2 separate regions of the Homo sapiens genome follow, and region 1 is linked to region 2. Evidence: read pairs that join two places in POLR2A ChIA-PET (ENCODE). Cell type or tissue: PC-9. All regions are shown on one strand.

Region 1 (2,500 bases), 320 kb before region 2:
CCTGGCTAATTTTTTTTTGAGTTGGAGTCTGGCTTTGTTGCCCAGGCTGGAATGCAATGGTGCAATCTCAGCTCACCACAACCTCTGCCTCCTGGGTTCAAGCGTTTCTCCTGCCTCAGCCTCCCAAGTAGCTGGGACTGCAGGCACATGCCACCATGCCCGGCTAATTTTTTGTATTTTTAGTAGAGATGGGGTTTCACTATGTTGGCCAGGCTAGTCTCGAACTCCTGACCTCGTGATCCACCTGCCTCAGCCTCCCAAAGTGCTGGGATTACAGGCATGAGCCACCGCGCCCGGCCGCCTGGCTAATTTTTTAAAAACGTTTTTTTTTTCTCGAGACGGGGTCTCCCTATGTCACCCAGGCTGGTCTCAAACTCCTGGGCTCAAGTGATCCTCCTGCCTCAGCCTCCCAAAGAGCTGGCATAAGCCACTGTGCCTGGCCTAATTTACAAACTTAAAAGAGCAAATTTTGTGGAATATGAATTACATACTATTTTAAAACACAAGAGGACATCAGGCAAACCCGAACTGAGGCACACTTTGCAAAATACGTAATACTCTTCACTATGTCAAGGTCACAAAAGACAAAGAAAGCCCAGGGAAAGGCCCCTGGGTGGTTGCAGTGTGACGTGAGATCCTGGAGCAGAAAGTGGACATCAGGAAGAAGCTGTGAGTCCTGAACGTGACCTATGGTCTGATTCATATTATTGCATCGGCCGGGCACAGTGGCTCACGCCTGTAATCCCAGCACTTTGGGAGGCCGAGGCAGGTGGATCATCTGAAGCCAGGAGTTCAAGATCAGCCTGGCCAACATAGTAACACCCCGTCTCTACTGAAAATACAAAAAATTAGGCAGGCGTGGTGGCACGTGCCTGTAATCCCAGCTACTCGGGAAGCTGAGGCAGGAGAATCACTTGAACCTGGGAGGTGAAGGCTGCAGTGAGATGAGATTGCACCACTGCACTCCAGCCTGGGTGACAAAGCAAGACTTGGTCTCAAAAAAAAAAAAAAAATTATTGCATCAATGTGAATGCCTTAGTGTTGCTGATTGTCCTGTGGTTTTGTAAAATGCTAATAGGAAAGAAGCTGGGTGAAGGGCGTATGGGAACTCTCTGCACTTACTCTCTTTGCACCTTTTCTTTCTTTCTGGAGATGGTGGTCCTGGCTTGCCAGGGTCAAGCTCAGGGCTTGAGTGGGATTACAGGCATAAGCCACGGCGCCTGGCCTCACCTGCCTATTTATGATTACAGCAATTTGCAGGACCATAGTTTTGTGTGCACCAGTGAAACAGCTCACATGAGAATGATCTGCGCTGTGCACAGTGCTTCGATTTTGTGTTTTCCACTGATGACATGTTGAGGTCCAGGGAGGAGGGGTATAGGTGAGGCCCATTCTTGGAAGAGCAGCCCCCACCCACCCCAGGGCTCAGCCCTGTCACACCCGTCCCCCGAGGACTGGCATTTGGGCATCATCACCTTTTTACTACTTTCATCACCTTCTTCAAACGGGCCATCCGTGGAACTGCAGCAGGGCAGCGGGTCGGGGGTGGGGGAAGCGTGGGCCTGGGCTGGGGGTGGGCTTGGGGGCTGTGCACTGCTCTGTAGGCTCCCCGAGGCTCCTCTGATAGAAATCATCCTATCAGGATGCATGATCCAGGACAGTCACGCAGGGCTCAGAAGCCAGGACAGTCACTCAGGGCTCAGAAGCCAGGACAGTCACGCAGGGCTCGGAAGGGCCCTGCTCAGGGTTTCCTGCTCTGCTGTTACCATCTTGAAATTCTTCTTTCTTTTTTTTTTTCTGAGACAGAGTTCTCACTCTGTCACCCATGGGCATGATCTCCACTCACTGCAAACTCCGCCTCCCAGGTTCAAGTGATTCTCCTGTCTCAGCCTCCTGAGTAGCTGGGATTACAGGCGTGCACCACATTCCTGGCTAATTTTTGTATTTTTAGTAGAGACAGGGTCTCACCATGTTGGTCAGGCTGGTCTTGAACTCCTGACCTCAAGCGATCCGCCTGCCTCGGCCTCCTAAAGTGCTGGGATTATAGGCATGAGCCACTGCGCCCAGCCCATCTTGAAATTCCTGGTAATGTTTCAACAAGGGGCTCTGCGTTCATTTTGTCAAACTTCATGTGGACATCTGACAACAGCGAGCACCTTCGGAGCCCTGGTCATGTGCCAGCTCTGCCCTAGGCCAGCCACACACACTGCCTCCTTGAATCCTACTAGCCGTTCTGTTACAGGCATGGTCATCATCAACCCATTCTGCAGATAGGGAAACTGAGACTCAGAGAGCTCCTGATTCAGGCAATACCAGGTAACATCAGCTTTGAAAATCAAATCTGGCCAATCCCTTTTTTTTCAAACTGAGACCCAGAGCGGCTAGAGTTGGCTCAGGGACACGCAGCCCCTGTGTCTCACTGCAGGGTTCCCAGCCATTCCCCAGGGAGGAACAAGAGACCATCTGCCCCCCGGGTGCTTTCTCCGGGCCTTTTTGGAAG
Region 2 (2,500 bases):
GGAAATCATGAACTTGGAAATGTTGGAAGCATGTCCTCTGTTAACCTTCTGCACACCTCAGTCGTCTGCACTTCACCGTCATACTTTCTGCCATGTCTGGCTGCCACTCATACTATTTCTTCGCTTTTTTCTTTAAGATAAGTTAACAAAGTTTTTATATAGCATTAAAAATGTTTTCATTATGGAAAATTTTAAATACATACAAAAGTGGCCTGAATAATATAATGTAATCTAATCTAATACAATATACTCATAATATATAATGTATGTATTATATATAACATGTCATATTAAATGTTGCAATATAAGATACAATATTTGAAATGATATGTAATATACCCATCACTTCGCTTCAAAAAGTGTCCACTCGTGGCTGATCTTGTTTCTTCCATGTCTTCACTCGCTCCTCCACTGCAGATTACTCTGAGGCATACCCCAGAAATCATGTCTTTGCATCCACAAATATTTCAGTATCTCTCTCCCTCTGAAATGTTCGACTAACTTACAAAACTTAATTTGTCTTAAAAGTGAACTCTGTATCACTACCCTAAGAGGAAATCTGGGTAACTTTCCAAAACTAGATGGAAAAATAAACACCGCGAAAGTAAAATAGTGTTACCCATGTCTACGTGAGCGTGAGCCTGCTCTCTTGGTTCAAAAAAGGAATCCAAGTGCTCAGGGAGTGTTGAGGACAAGTTGGCACCCAACTGAGACTTTCTCCTTCACAGATAATTAGGAAGGGTGAAAGACAATTGGGAGGGGAAAACTTTCTCTCTGTTTGGTTCGTTGTTACCTGATACTGAACCATAACCTCACTCCTACCGGCACGTCTGCCCGGGGTGCCGGCCACTCCTGGGTGCCACAGCTGCAAGCATAGGCACCCACGGGCAGGGCTGGCTTTCAGGGACGTGCTGCTGCTGGTGCAGGAGGCCCGCCTGGGTTCAGATCCTGGCGTAGCCCTTCCTGAGTATGTGAGCTTGGGCACACAGCAAACTCCCCGGCCTCAGTTTCCTCATCAGGGAAATGGGGGCAGGAGTAGTGGTACCACGCATGGCTGTTGTGAGGCTCACGAGATATTCCAAGTATAGAGTTTAGAACGGAGCGTGACAGAGCAAAATCTCAATGAATGGCAGCTGGTGGTGGTGTTGTTTTTATTGTTATTATTACTAGCAGCTAAGTAGACATCCCGATTTCTTCCAAAGTGTCCCCTCAACAGTGGAGCTGGAGTTACCTTTTCTCCCTGGTCTTCCTGGTGGGGGCTAAGTCTTGCCCTTTCTCCTGCCCCAGGCATTTTGGTTTCTGAATTCCTGGAACTTTGCACCGCAGCATCGGGGCTCTCATGATCCCCTGAGCCACTTAGCCTGCCAGCCTGTGAGTCACCTCTGTCTACTGGGGAAAACCAAGCGGCCCAGAAAAAAAAATTCCAGACTCCCATGGGCGTCCCCAGCTGCCTGCTGCCGGGATGAGCAGCGCCACCGCCACCCCCATCCCTGCCAGACAGCTGGGCAGGCTGCCAGGTCCGCGGCTCACACCCAGGATGGCAGCAGACAGCTCCACTGGGCTGGGCTCTGCGTGTGTGTGCGTGTGTGTGTGCGCGCGCGTGTGTGTGCACGCGTGCGCCGCGTTCTTTCCCCTCTGCTGGCCTGGGTTGTTTCGCTCTGGGCTGCGCATTCATTTTTAGATTCCGGCCTCCTCCCTCCCCGCCATCTCCCGCTTCTATTCTTAGAAAGCAAACTGGGGTGTGCTTGGGCTTCGCAGGGAAGTCAGACAGAAGTTTGCCCACGTGCTCCGGCCGCCTGAGATATGGAGTTAATTAAAAAGGAGGCTTTGAGCGGCAGGTTCATTGGCCGGAAACGCAGCTGGCGGGGGCCAGGGCGAGCCTGGGGTGCCCGGCCCCCCTGCTCTAGGTGGACTTGGGGAGCTGAGTGGAGGCTCTGCCCAGCCCAGCTCCCAGGGCCTGAGAGGGCAAGGCTCTTGGGAGGGCCTGCCCTGCCTGGATGGGTTGGGGTGGCCGTGAGTGTTGGTTAAATATGAACTCTTCAAGCATGTTGAGCTGCTGAGAGATTTTTAATTAGATAAATAAATTGTAAAGGGTTTGGAGGAGGGTTGCCTTCAGGAAGCTGAGCTGGCTGAAATGTGCTGTCTGCGGAAGGAAGCCGACCTTCCTCAATGCCAGCCTGGCAGTGCAAGGGCAGGAAGGCAGGGAGAGAGGAGAGGAGGGAGGGAGGGGTGAAGGGAGAGAGATGGGAGGAGGAGGAGGGTCTGGGGGTACTGGAGTGTCTCAGTGTCAGAGGCGTTGGAACCAGAGCGACTCCATCTTGAGTGAGGGCTGGAAAATGAGGCCGAGACCTGCTGGGCTGCGTTCCCAGAAAGTCAGGCATTCTGAGCCTCTAGATGTTTATGGTTAAGGAACAAATTAATAATGTTTACTAAACAGACCCAGACTTGGGAGTGTCCAGATATCCTGATATCTGGAGAACAAAGGCATTCCTAATTTTAC

The links. ChIA-PET counts read pairs that join two places held together with the same protein. Peaks named below come from ENCODE experiments on the same cell type or tissue, not always from the same donor. Only the 100,000 strongest peaks of a DNase experiment are listed, where the experiment ranks them.
Region 1: POLR2A ChIA-PET joins it to region 2 with 6 read pairs; 1 of 35 experiments calls an interaction of 5 or more read pairs at or near these places.

Annotation. Positions count from the first base shown.
Region 1 is chr20:57,430,449-57,432,948 of GRCh38, forward strand. No RefSeq gene overlaps it. Among named protein-coding and RNA genes, the nearest start is that of RBM38-AS1, 39 kb to the left of the region's middle. RefSeq lists an enhancer at 2,293-2,342. In PC-9, no CTCF peak of the experiment used is centred here; a DNase peak (open chromatin) is centred at 1,033.
Region 2 is chr20:57,747,307-57,749,806 of GRCh38, forward strand. No RefSeq gene overlaps it. Among named protein-coding and RNA genes, the nearest start is that of NKILA, 38 kb to the left of the region's middle. RefSeq lists enhancers at 367-1,226, 1,227-2,084. In PC-9, no CTCF peak of the experiment used is centred here; a DNase peak (open chromatin) is centred at 1,405; H3K4me3 peaks cover 1,156 bases.